Regions from separate parts of the Homo sapiens genome. Here all the other regions are linked to region 3. Evidence: chromatin contacts called from ENCODE Hi-C or POLR2A ChIA-PET data. All regions are on one chromosome and are shown on one strand. The core of a region is the stretch at or near the end of the contact, and the rest is flanking DNA. Distances in the headings are between cores, read along the strand shown. Region 1 holds the start of CD300LG (CD300 molecule like family member g). Region 2 overlaps GPATCH8 (G-patch domain containing 8). Region 3 holds the start of HROB (homologous recombination factor with OB-fold).

What was found. Hi-C counts contacts between places; a loop is a spot of excess contacts on that map. ChIA-PET counts read pairs that join two places held with the same protein, here RNA polymerase II (POLR2A). Pooled maps may share reads with other maps.
Region 1: a loop to region 3 is called in a pooled map, with 2.6 times the contacts of the local background. The contact joins the promoter of CD300LG here to the promoter of HROB in region 3. A Hi-C loop is called at or near these places in 1 of 50 pooled maps. POLR2A ChIA-PET finds 5 or more read pairs at or near these places in 3 of 52 experiments (CD8-positive, alpha-beta T cell, HEK293 and PC-3).
Region 2: a loop to region 3 is called in a pooled map, with 2.3 times the contacts of the local background. The contact joins the enhancer-like site here to the promoter of HROB in region 3. A Hi-C loop is called at or near these places in 1 of 50 pooled maps. POLR2A ChIA-PET finds 5 or more read pairs at or near these places in 2 of 52 experiments (GM12878 and activated CD4-positive, alpha-beta T cell).

The regions. Positions count from the first base shown.
Region 1 is chr17:43,845,391-43,849,874 of GRCh38, forward strand. CD300LG (CD300 molecule like family member g) reads left to right here and starts at 1,786. Exons shown (of 7, transcript NM_145273.4): 1 at 1,786-1,869; 2 at 3,168-3,503. The coding sequence starts at 1,827. LOC107984979 (a long non-coding RNA gene) reads left to right here. Exons shown (of 3, transcript XR_001753057.2): 3 at 874-1,085. It overlaps LOC107985077 (a long non-coding RNA gene), which reads right to left. Exons shown (of 2, transcript XR_001752896.2): 2 at 4,360-4,484.
Region 2 is chr17:44,414,800-44,419,097 of GRCh38, forward strand. All of the region lies in intron 6 of GPATCH8 (G-patch domain containing 8), which reads right to left. Among named protein-coding and RNA genes, the nearest start is that of ITGA2B, 27 kb to the left of the region's middle. Within about 2 kb of position 2,897, at least 4 of the 41 ENCODE cell types and tissues checked have a DNase peak (open chromatin) inside an H3K27ac peak, as active enhancers do; they include GM12878, where a contact is called at or near this core.
Region 3 is chr17:44,139,184-44,143,438 of GRCh38, forward strand. It overlaps HROB (homologous recombination factor with OB-fold), which reads left to right and starts at 2,747. Exons shown (of 10, transcript NM_001171251.3): 1 at 2,747-2,962. The coding sequence starts at 2,960. RefSeq lists an enhancer at 2,502-2,671 and silencers at 2,972-3,031, 3,278-3,572.

The DNA.
Region 1 (4,484 bases), core at 536-3,035, 290 kb before region 3:
CACTGCACTCCAGTTTGGGCAACAAGAGTGAGACCTGTCTCAAAAATAAGTAAATAAACAAATACTTTTTTTTCTTTTTTTAGATAGAATTTCACTCTTGTTGCCTAGGCTGGAGTGCAATGGTGTGATCTCAGCTCACCACAACCTCCACCTTCTGGGTTCAAGCGATTCTCCTGCCTCAGCCTCCCTGAGTAGCTGGGATTACAGGCATACACCACCATGCCTGGCTAATTTTATATTTTTAGTAGAGACTGGGTTTCTCCATGTTGGTCAGGCTGGTCTCAAACTCCCGACTTCAGGTGATCCACCCGCCTCAGCCTCCCAAAGTGCTGGGATGACAGGCGTGAGCCACCATGCTGGGCCATAAATATTTTTTAATCTGTGTTTTTTTAAAACTGCAAAAACAGATCACCTTTTGTAGTCTGTACATGTAAAAGAGAGTCAGGGGCTGAGATCATGGTAACAGTTTTCCCCACCGTGAACAGCTGGCCCTGCCCACTAAATGGCAGCAGTGCTTCGCAGTCATTGTGAAATTAAAACACTTCTCCCCACGTTACTAGACTCACACACACACAATCTTCCCTCCCAGAACCACTGAGTTAATGCTTCAGATATTAACCTGACAAGTCAGTAAAATTCCAACTGAACATTTGGAAGGATATATGCCAAAATATTAATGGTGCTTTTCTAAAGCAGAAGGGGAATTACAAGAAGCACTCCCTTTTTTCTTTCTTTCCTTTTTACGTTCTGTATTGTGTAAAATTTTGCTTACAACCTGTATGAACTTTGCAACCAAACCAAAAAAAAAGTCATTTTTGAAGCCAGTGTGTCAGAGCTCCCAGTAGTGTACATGTTTGTTTTGGTCCTTTCAAGGAGGATTCAAGTCTGCGATGGAGAAACCACCAATTCACTTTTTCAAATGCCAAAACAACTCCGCAGGCGTGGAGGAGACCTATCTTGCAGCGCTGTAGGCCCAAGGCACCAGGGAATCCGGTCCAGCTCAGCCCTACAGCTTTGCTCAGCCCCGTCTGCACCGCCGCCCCGTGGCCAAGGGCAGTACTGCGTCCTCCAAAAGGCAAGGGCGGAGGAGGGGCCAGGGGCCTTGCCCCAGGGGCAAGCTTCTTTCTGTCCCACTGACCACATGGCAGTCTGGTGAAGTTTATGGACCCCTCTCTCAGTATAATGGCGGGTAAATATATAAATAAAATATATATGCTGGAAAGAAAACTAATACTGGTGAGATGATTCTTAAAACTCTTTATAAATGTGTAATATAATAATAGCCGTTTCATTATTGTAAATAACCAGCTCTAGGGGCAGGTCTAGGAACTCATTGTTTTCCAAGCAGTGAGGGGTATACACGACGTTTCGAGATATCCACAACTTGATGTGCCAGTGTCTGTGATTGTAATTGGTAACAAAGTTGCAGGTACTGCTAACAGTACACTCTGAATAAGAGGAAAAGCTAAATATTAGAAGTTGATGAAAGTCAATATGTAACTTTTTCCCATGCGAATTCGACTTACAGACCCCTTAGGGCGCACGGACCACAGGTTAAGGCCCCCTTGAAGGGGCACGAGTTTAGGAGAAACTCTGGTGTGGGTTTTCAGTCCTGGAAGGTGAGCCCTGGGGTAGGCACGCGTGGGCGCTCAGAAAAGGGAAGGCAGAGGCGCCTCCCCGGCTGGGCCTGCGGAGGGATGACCCACACGCCCCTCCCCTCGCTTCCTTGGCCTGGTTTCACGCGACTAGAGAAAGTTAAAGACCCGTGTGACTGAAGAGGAGCTCACAGTTCCCAGCGTCTGCTCCCACGGTGTCCAGCGCCCAGAATGCGGCTTCTGGTCCTGCTATGGGGTTGCCTGCTGCTCCCAGGTGAGATGGGGAGAGGGTCTCGGGAGGGATGTGGGGCTCACCCTTGTGGTCTGCAGGGAAAGGACCTCTTGACTGACTGATAGCCCCACCCCACCTATCCTCAGCCTCCTCAGCCCTAGGGGAGCGGGGCGGGCTGGGGGTGGGGGGAGGTGGGGGTGGCGCCGGGGCCGCACTTGCTGTTTCTGGAACCTAGAGCCAGGTTTTCTCCAGACCTGTGGGTTTCCCCTCATGGCAATGTGGCTGTGAGAGTTGCTTTGCCTCTCTAATCTTAATTTTTCTACCCTGTGCCAAGCCTGGAGGCGGACAAGACACCCCATCTGGTTGCCCTGTTAAACTCAGCAAATATTTGTTGAATTTCGGCTATGCCTCTCCCCACAACCCTGAAAGATGAAGAATTATCACGTTTCATCAATTCTTTTGCTTTCTTTTTCTTTACCTTCTAACACTTAAAATCAGGATAAATCCTACAACTGATGTCAGTTGTTCAGTTGGCAATAGTGAGACCCCATCTCTACAAACAAACAAACAAACAAACAAACAAAATTAGCCAGGCATGGTGGTGCACACTTGTAGTCCTAGCTAGTGGGAGGCTAAGGTGGGAGGATCGCTTGAGCCCCAGAGGTCAAGGCTACAGTGAGCCATGAGCACCATTGCCCTCCAGCCTGGGCAACAGAGTGAGATCCTGTCTAAAAACAAAACAAAACCAGGCACGGTGGCTCACGCCTGTAATCCAAGCTCTTTGGGAGGCTGAGGCGGACGGATCACAAGGTCAGGAGATCAAGACCATCCTGGCTAACACGGTGAAACCCCGTCTCTACTAAAAATACAAAAAATTAGCCGGGCATGGCAGCACGTGGCTGTAGTCCCAGGTACTCAGGAGGCTGAGGCAGGAGAATCACCTGAACCCGGGAGGCAGAAGTTTCAGTGAGCAGACATCGGGCCACTGCACTCCAGCCTGGGCGGCAAAGTGAGACTCCATCTCAAAAACAAACAAACAAACAAACAAAACAAAACAAAACACTCAGAAACCCTGCTGGCTATCTGGCTGTCAGATTCTATCTGAATCTAGAACGCCACCCCTGCACCCCAATTCCTCAATGGGCCAGGGTTAGGGAAACAGCAACAGCCCTGCCCCAAGTTCCCCCAGCGTGGGAGGTTAGTAATGGCTCTTCCAAGGCTGTCCCCAGAAGGGATGACTGAGAAAAGCCTTCCTTCTTCCTCCTAAAATGGAAGCTCTGGCCTTGACCTTGGTACATGGAGCCTGGTTTTTCCAACCTCCACTCCTGCTCTGATTTTAGGTTATGAAGCCCTGGAGGGCCCAGAGGAAATCAGCGGGTTCGAAGGGGACACTGTGTCCCTGCAGTGCACCTACAGGGAAGAGCTGAGGGACCACCGGAAGTACTGGTGCAGGAAGGGTGGGATCCTCTTCTCTCGCTGCTCTGGCACCATCTATGCAGAAGAAGAAGGCCAGGAGACAATGAAGGGCAGGGTGTCCATCCGTGACAGCCGCCAGGAGCTCTCGCTCATTGTGACCCTGTGGAACCTCACCCTGCAAGACGCTGGGGAGTACTGGTGTGGGGTCGAAAAACGGGGCCCCGATGAGTCTTTACTGATCTCTCTGTTCGTCTTTCCAGGTAACAGATATCTCTCCTTCCCCAGGCTGGGGACAGGAGCTGCAGAGGGAAGAGGGAGGGGTGGTGGGGCATAATCCTGGTACCAACATTATGGGCACTGAGTCCTCAGGGAGATCATGCAGGTCAAGCACCGAGCAAGGCTTGGGGCACAGAAGGAGCCGCCTGAGTCTTGGCCATTGTCTCACTCTTGCTGCCCGAGGTCACACCAGTAGTAGATGTCAGAGCAGGACCGGACCCAGATCTGTCCAGGGCTGGGCTCGGCGCCTTTCCTTTCTGCCCAGGTGTGCTGGAGGGAGATTTCCATAGGCTGGGTACAAGATAGACATATCAGGGGATAAAGAAGACTCCTCGCCTGGTGTCAGAGATATTCCTGAGGCCTCCCGAGGCTGGGCCAACCATTGCTGCATTCCAGACCCAGCCCACAGCATCACCCTGGACATGCTGGCCTCGCCCTGCTTGTGCCCTCAACTCTCCCCTCCTGGCCTCCACCTCCCCAGATATTGAAGTCCAGCCACAGGTGCTAGAGTGCCTGGGAACCAGCCTCTGGGTAGGATGCCTGAAGGAGGGATCGTTAAATGCAGGGACACTAGGGGGCCGGGGCTGGAGCTATGGGGCCTGGGTAGGGGATAAAGCACCTCTCTGGGAGCCCAGAACCCCAAGTGGACCTGCTGAGCTAAGGAGAAAGAAGCCAGAGAGGGCCCAGGGGAGTGGGAGCCTTGGTCTGCTGGCCAGTGTGGGCGAGGTACATCTTTGTATCCCCATTTCACGGATGAGGGACTGAGGCTCCAAGAGACTAAGTGATTTGCCCAAGATCTCACAGCAGGAAGTGATGGAACTGGGATTCAAACACAAGTCGTTTCCAGCTTTGATGTCTGCTTTATTCCTCTCCTAGCCCCATAGCTGGGACCTATCCCAATCCCAGGCCCATCCCTACCACCATAGCCCCTATTTTTTTTTTATTCCTTTATCCATGGATCTTTA
Region 2 (4,298 bases), core at 1,647-4,146, 280 kb after region 3:
GTTTATTCTAGACTTTTTATATAAATAATACAATATGGGGTCTTTTGTGATCAGCTTCTTTCACTTAGCATACTATTTTCAAGATTCATGCATGTTGTATATACCAGTAAGTCCTTCCTTTTTATTGCTGAATAATATTCCATTGTACAGATGTACCACATTTTATCCATTTACCAGTTGATGGACATGTGGGTTATTTCCCTTTTTGGCTATTATGAAGAATGCTGCTATAAACATTTTTAGGCAAGTTCTTGTGTGGACATATGTTTACACTTCCCTTGGGTATATACTAGTAATATGGTAACTTTGTATTTAATGTTTTGAGGAAGTGTCAAAAACTTTTCCACTATCTTTTCACTATCTCATCAGCAATGCAGGAGGGCTCTAACTTCTTGATATCTTCTCCAACACTTTGTTAGAGTACCATTTTTATTTTAGCCATCCCAGTGGGTATGAAATGGTATACATAAATTTTGTGGTTTTGTAGATAATGAGCTTTAAGTATACAGGTTGAGTATCCCGTATCTGAAATACTTAGAACTGGAAGTGTTTTAGATATTGGGCTTTTTTACATTTTAGAATATTTGCATTGTATATTTACTGCTTGAGCATCCCAAATCTGAAAACCCAAAATGCTCCAATAAACACTTCCTTTGAGAGTCATGTTGGCATTCAAAAACTTTCAGATTTTGAAACATTTTGGATTTTAATTTTTTGAATTTGGGATGCTCAATCTGTATTTACATAGCACTCCAAGAAGATATCTGGGGACAAAGATTTGCCCCATAGGTAAAATCTGAAGGCGGATAAGTCATAAGAGCTGCCTGGGTCCAAAGCAAATGGCACAACAACAACCCAGTTCAGAGCTCTTTACAGTACTGTCACTAAAGAACTTATTACTTAGGTTGCTTTAACTTTTCTGACTACAATAGAACAAAGAGTCTAATCCCAGCATCTCTACCACAGTGCATCACTGTGATAAATTAAGTGTAAGGGGCAGAAAGGTTGAAACTGTAGAACAAAAGTAAGGCAGAATCATTTTTAGTCAACTGGGATTGAGTGCCAAAATGAAGAACAGTTAGAAATACATAACAAGAGAATGCCTGGTTTACCCTGGCAACATTAGGTCCTGAAGTGTCTGTTTTGAGGGTTACCCCTAATCACAAAAGCAGACAGCTCCCCTAAGCAGAAGGGGATTTTTTCAACAGTTTTGTTGTTTTTGAGACGGAGTCTCACTCTGTTGCCCAGGCTGGAGTGTAGCGGTACTATATTGGCTCACTGCAACCTCTGTCTTCTGGGTTCAAGCGATCCTCCTGCCTCAGCCTCCGAGCAGCTAGGATTACAGGCGTGTGCCACCACGCCCAGCTAATTTTTTTTTGTATTTTTAGTACAGATGGGGTTTCATTTCACCATGTTGGCCAGGCTGGTCTCGAACTTCTCACCTCACGTGATCCATCCACCTCGGCCTCCCAAAATGCCGGGAATACAGGCGTGAGCCACCATGCCTGGCCTTCAGCAGATTTTTTTTTAAGGTTAGCTATGTCGTGATTGCTGGGTATAATAAGTTTACTCCCAACATAAGCAGAGGGGAATGAATACATAAGACTTAACAGGTGAAAAGGCATGAAACATGCTAAATTTTTGGAAGACTGGCCAAATGATGTCAATTTTCTTATTAAGCAAAACAGACCCCAAGAAAATGGTATGAACAGTGGTATAGAATACCACTGAACCCAACATTTTCACCTCTCTGCTATAGGTTATTAAAATAAAACTACAACATGTTCAAGTGCTGAGATGCACTCCTTTCTTCAAACCTGTGTTGTTTCTTAAAGCATAATCCCTGAAGAGAACTGTGCTGTTTAAGTAATACATGTTATTGGGTAATGAAACAGTCAACTAAGAATAAGTAATCCTGTCAAAAAGCAGTTGCAAACAATTTAGACAAAGTTAATTAAATCATGTATTAACAGATTATATCCTGTACAAATCAGAATACAGTCACTGGTGGCTGCTAGAGGCTTCATCTGTTTTAGTTCTGCTATTTAAAGCTCAGGGAACTACTGTTTTTGTTCACAACTGAAACAGACCTTGGAATTAAATAAGACTTTAGTCCTTTTAGAAAATGTAAAAAGTATAGGAGTTTTCATACTACAGGTATTTTAGCAGAAAGAAGAGGGAGGCTAAAAGCATATTCCTCTGACTGAGATACTGAATCCTACAGTTAAAGGAATTTTTTTTTTTTTGAGACAGGGCCTTGCTCAATATATTACCCAGGCTTGAGTGCAGTGGCACAATCTTGGCTCACTGCAATGTCCACCTCCTGGGCTCAAATGATTCTCCTGAGGAAAACTCTAAATTTCTGTTCCTTGGTAATGTTATGTTACTGCGTAATGAAACCGTCAAGTGTCAAGTAAGAGTAAGTAATCTTGTCAAAAAGCAGATGCAAACAGTTTAGACAAGGTCAATCCTGTCAAAAAGCAGTTGCAAACAGTTTAGACAAAGTTAACTAAATCATGTATTAATAGACTCAGCCCCTCTAGCAGCTGGGACCACAGGCAACTGCCATCACATCCAGCTAATTTTTGGGGGCATTTTTTGTAGAGACCGGGTTTTGCCATGTTGCCCAGACTGGTCTCGAACTTTTGGGCTCAAGTGATCTGCCCGCCTGAGTCTCCTAAAGTGCTGGGATTACAGGTATGAGCCACCACGCTTGGCCTAAAGAATTTCTGAAGATGCTTTACAGTACCAGATTTTGATAATCTGGATCAGACTACCAGAGACTGAAATCGCAAGGAAGTTGGTCCCAACACTATTAGCAAGGAGGCAGCTTTTCAATGTGCCAGTTCCCCAGTATCAGTCAGAAGCCACGGGAACCTGTGTGGGAAGGAAGGAAAAGCATAGGCCTGAGTCACAAATTCAAATGTTTACAGGAGTTTGGCAGGTAACATAATGAGTCACACAGATTGGTGTAAGAGAAAAGATGAAGTGGAGATCACAGCTAGTTGCAGAATGAGCAAAGAGATGGCAACTGTTCAGCTTTAGTCAACTGTTATGTTGAAATGTAGGCCCAATGTTGTCTGATAATTTTAATTTTTCAAGATAAGCCAAAGCCTAAATTATGTAAAATTGAATTTTTAAAATTTGGGAATCAACTGAAATTAAAAAGGGAAAAACTAATAATGTGAAGGCCAGATAAAATATATCTATGAGATAATTTGTGACCTCTCTAGTTTATGTACTAGGAGGACCTTTAGTGGCACAAACAAGAGGCTAAGATTGGAAGAAAAATCCTGAGTAGGTAACAAGGTACAAAGGAAGCAGCCAAAAAGAGAGAAAGAGAGAGAGAGAAGAAAAGAAAAAGAGGAAGAAAGGAAGGGAGGAAGGGAGGGAGGGAAGGAGGATTGACTATAAAGGTGGTGCTGCTATTAATTAATTTACTTTTGGGAAACAATATTCTTTGGAGTTTGAATTTTAGGCCTCTTGAAATGCTAAAGAAAATGATTCTACTGTCATATCCATCAGCAGACAAATTTTTTAAAGATATGCAAAATAATTAAGGAGGCAAGGACGTAGGGATAGAAAAATCTGTAGTATCAAATTTGTCTGTAACTTACACTAAGCCAACAAAGGTAGGAGATGATCAGTGCTAATGTCTTTTTTTTTTTTTTTTGAGATGGAGTCTTGCTCTGTCGCCCAGGCTGGAGTGCAGTGGCATGATCTTGGCTCACTGCAACTTCCACCTCCCGGATTCAGGCAATTCTCCTGCCTCAGCCTCCCCAGTAGCTGGGACTACAGGCACGTGCTGCCACGCCCGGCTTTTTTGTATTTTTAGTAGAGAGGGGTTTTCACCATGTTAGCCAGGATGGTCTCGATCTCCTGACCTTGTGATCCGCCAGCCTCGGCCTCCCAAAGTGCTGGGATTACAGGCGTGAGCCACCGCGCCCGGCTAGTCAGTGCTAATGTCTATTGAGCATTCAGGTGTTATCAGAATTAACTCATGTAAAAAGGAATCATATATTGGATTTCTTCAGAAATGGAAAGGCCTACTCTTAGAGATTTCAAAATGTATTAACATCGATCACTTGAAAACTAGGGTTAAACTACTGAAAAGAGCCAAAATACTTAATCAGCTTCTGTATCTCTGAAGATCAAGCTGGGTCTTAATATTTTTGTGTTAACAACTCTTCGTAAAATCTTGGAAAACCTGAGAAAAACTAGTGAATATAAAGAGGCACATAACACCCCCGCATCCTGTCAGGAAAAAAACAACTCAAACCTTGAATGAGGGTGACCAT
Region 3 (4,255 bases), core at 1,497-3,996:
GAAACCCCGTTTCTACTAAATATACAAAATTAGTTGGGTGTGGTGGCCCACACCTGTAATCCCAGCTACTTGGGAGGCTGAGGCAGGAGAATCACTTGAATCCGGGAGGTGGAGGTTGCAGTGAGCTGGGATCCCACCACTGCACTCCAGCGTGGGCGACAGAGTGAGACTCCGTCTCCAAAAAAACAACAACAAAAAAAACAAATTAGGGTGAAATGCATTTGCAAGTATACTGAAATAGATACAAACCCAAGCCATGTGGTTCCCATAACAATTCCCAGCACGTGTTTGCAAATTCAAGTAAGGGGGAAGGGAATCCACATTTGTTGAGGTCCTGTTAATAGGCCAGGCATGGCGTTAGCCATTTCAATGCATTAATTCATTTAATCTCACAACAACCTTGTGAGGAAGATGTATTATTCTTTTTTTTTTTTGAGACGGAGTCTTGCTCTGTCTCCCAGGCTGGAGTGCGGTGGCGCGATCTCGGCTCACTGCAAGCTCCGCCTCCCGGGTTCAAGCGATTCTCCTGCCTCAGCCTCCCAAGTAGCTGGGACTACAGGCGCCTGCCACCACGCCTGGCTAATTTTTTGTATTTTTAGTAGAGACAGGGTTTCACTGTGTTAGCCAGGATGGTCTCGATCTCCTGACCTCGTGGTCCGCCTGCCTTGGTCCCCCAAAGTGCTGGGATTACAGGCGTGAGCCACCGCGCCCGGCTGGAAGATGTATTATTCTTTATTTTTTAATTTTTTTTTTGCGACAGAATCTCACTTTGTTGCCCAGGCTGGAATGCAGTGGCATGATCCCAGCTCACTGCAACCTCCGCCTCCCAGGTTTAAGCCATTCTCCTGCCTCAGTCCCCTGAGTAGCTGGGATTACAGGCGCCCGCCACCATGCCCGGCTAATTTCTTTTTTTTTTTTTTTTAGACGGAGTCTTGCTTTGTTGCCCAGGCTGGAGTGCAGTGGCGTGATCTCGGCTCACTGCAAGCTCCGCCTTCCGGGTTCATGCCATTCTCCTGCCTCAGCTTCCCAAGTAGCTGGGACTACAGGCGCCCGCCACCACACCCGGCTAATTTTTTTGTATTTTTAGTAGAGACGGGGTTTCACCATGTTAGCCAGGATGGTCTCGATCTCCTGCCCTTGTGATCCGCCCGCCTCTGCCTCCCAAAGTGCTGAGATTACAGGCAAGAGCCACCGCGGAAGTGAGCATTGAGTTGCCCAGCCATTCGCACTCCCTCCTGACAAATGGCATCAAGTCATTCAACAAACACTTGTTCAGCCTGGGCAACATAGGGAGCCTTCATCTCTACAACAAATAAACATAAAAAAATTAGCTGGGCTTAGGCCAGGCACAGTGGCTCACGTTTATAATCCCAGCACTTCGGGAGGCCAATGCGGGTGGATCACGAGGTCAGGTGTTCAAGACCAGCCTGGGCAACATAGTGAAACCCTGTCTCTACTAAAAATACAAAAAGTTAGCTGGGCGTGGCTGGGCGCAGTGGTTCACGTCTGTAATCCCAGCACTTTGGGAGGCAGAGGCGGGCAGATTACCTGAGGTCAGGAGTTCGAGACCATCCTGGCCAACATGGTGAAACCCTGTCTCTACTAAAAATACAAAAAATTAGCTGGGCGTGGCTGGGCGCAGTGGCTCACGTCTGTAATCCCAGCACTTTGGGAGGCAGAGGCGGGCAGATTACCTGAGGTCAGGAGTTCGAGACCAGCCTGGCCAACATGGTGAAACCCTGTCTCTACTAAAAATACAAAAATTAGCCAGGCATGATGGCACATGCCTGTTATCCCAGCTACTCGGGAGGCTGAGGCAGGAGAATTGCTTGAGCCTAGGAGGAAGAGGTTGCAGTGAGCCGAGATCATGCCACTGCACTGCAGCCTGTCCTGCAGAGCGAGACTGTCTCAAAAAAAAAAAAAAAAAAAAAAAATTAGCCGGGCGTGGTGGCGGGCACTTGTAATCCCAGCTACTTGGTAGGCTGAAGCAGGAGAATCGCTTGAACCTGAGAGGCAGAGGTTGCAGTGAGCCAAGATCGTGCCACTGCACTCCAGCCTGGGCAACAATGTGAGACTCCGTGTCAAAAAAAAAAAAAGTTAACTGGGTTTGGTGGTGTGTGCCTGTGATCCCAGCTACTCAGGAGGCTGAGGTGGGAGGACTGCTTGGGCCCAAGAGGTGGAGGATGCAGTGAGCCATGACTGTGCCGCTGCACTCCGGGCTGGGTAAGGGAGTAAAGTAAGTCTCAAAACAAAAACAAACTCATTTTCTGAGTGTCTTCAATGTGCCACATGCTGGTTCACAAAGGTGAAAAGCCACAGTCTTGCTCTGAAGCAGTATTAAGTCAAGCAGGGAGGCCGGGCGCCATGGCTTACGCCTGTAATCCCAGCTACTTCGAAGGCTGAGGCAGGAGAATCGCTTGAACCCGGGAGGCGGAGGTTGCAGTGAGCCGAGATCGCGCCACTGCACTCCAGCCTGGGCGACAGAGCGAGATTCGGTTTAAAAAAGAAAAAAAAAAAAGAACGGAAAAGAAAGGGGCGGGGGCAGGATTAGGCATCGTGGGGCCAAGATGCTTGATCTCACCTGAACCAGTGCTGAACCAGCCGACTGGGAAGAGGAGCCGCTTGGGGGCGACCGAGAGCCCATCCGTTTCCCCTTTAAGACCAGAGCGGAAGACTACAGTGAGAAGGCCCTTTGTGTCGGCGGGAAAGAAATATGCCTGCCCCTTTAAGAAGGCGGAGACGCCCCAGTGGCGGCGTCTTCGAATGCGGCCTAAGGCGCCTGCCGCCAGTCTCCTGGCGACTTTCCCTATATCGCAGAGACTCATCCCTCTGACCCCAGCCCGGAAGCACTGTCCCTCGGAGTCCGAGACTTCCACCTGGGTCGTGTCCAAGGCCCCGGCGACTCCCCGGACTCGGGGTGCCGGGCCAACCTCCCCGCCGAGGCCCACCCGCCGTCGCTATGGTAATGCCGCGCCCAGCTTGGGGGCTGGCGGGCCGCAGGGCCCCCTGGCCTCCGGAACTGCTCATGGGGTTCCAGCCCCTCGCCCGCGCAAGTTGCAGGACCGGGGTCTGGGTGGGGGTTCGGCGGAGTCGGGAGACCTGGGCTGTCGTCAGGGCTTGTCATGGACGCGCCGGAGACCCTGAGAAAGCATTCTCCTCCCCCGGGCCTCAGTTTCCCTCCTGTTGCCTTCCTACCCTCCTGGGAAACCCCCCTTTCCAGTGCGCTCAGACGTCACTACCGCTTGGGTCCATCCCTTTCCCCTCCCCGCCCCACACTTTCTACTTTTTTTTTTTTTTTTTTTGGACGAAGTCTCGTTCTGTCGCCCAGGCTGGAGTGCAGTGGCGTGATCTCTGCTCACTGCAACCGTCGTCTCCCGCCCACCCCTTTCACTCTGACCCTTAGAGTCTTGGGAACTGTATCGCCAGCTGTAGCTCCTGCGGCTCTGGCATCTGGGGTTAGGCACCACCTCTGATCTGGGTTTGACACTCATCAGGAACTGGCTACAGCAGCCCTGCTGGCTAGAAAGAAGGAACCGTGGACTGGGGCATCCTACTCTCCTGGGACCCTAGTTTTTGGGCCTTGGATTAGGTAGGGAAACTACTGGCTTCATTTGCAGAAACAATGCCACTGTGCAGACATGTTTGGATTTATGGTAGTTTCTCTTATGTTTGACATAAGATTGGTCAGGCGAAACCTTTGGGATATTGCAAAATCCTTAGGCCCAAGCCAGGGGCCGTGGCTGACACCTGTTTTTGTTTGTTTGTTTTTTTGAGACAGAGTCTCACTCTGTGGCCCAGGCTGAAGTGCAGTGGTGCGATCTCCGCTCACTGCAACCTCCACTTCCCAGGTTCAAGCAATTCTCCTGCCTTAGACTCCCAACAAGCTGGGATTACAGGCGGGCACCACCACCCCAGCTAACTTATTTCTATTTTTAGTAGAGACGAGGTTTCACTTTGTTGGCCAGGCTGTTCTTGAACTCCTGGCCTCAGGTGGTCCACCCGCCTTGGCGTCACAAAGTGCTGGGATTACAGGAGTGAGCCACCATGCCCAGCCTGTGGCTGACACCTATAATCCCAGCACTTTGGAGGCCACAGTGGGAGGATCACTTGAGCCCAGGAGTTCAAGACTGGCCTGGGCAATGTAGTGAGGCCCCGTATCTATAAAAATTTAAAAATTAGCCTGGGCGCAGTGGCTCACGCCTGTAATCCCAGCACTTTGGGAGGCTGAGGTGGGCAGATCACAAGGTCAGGAGTT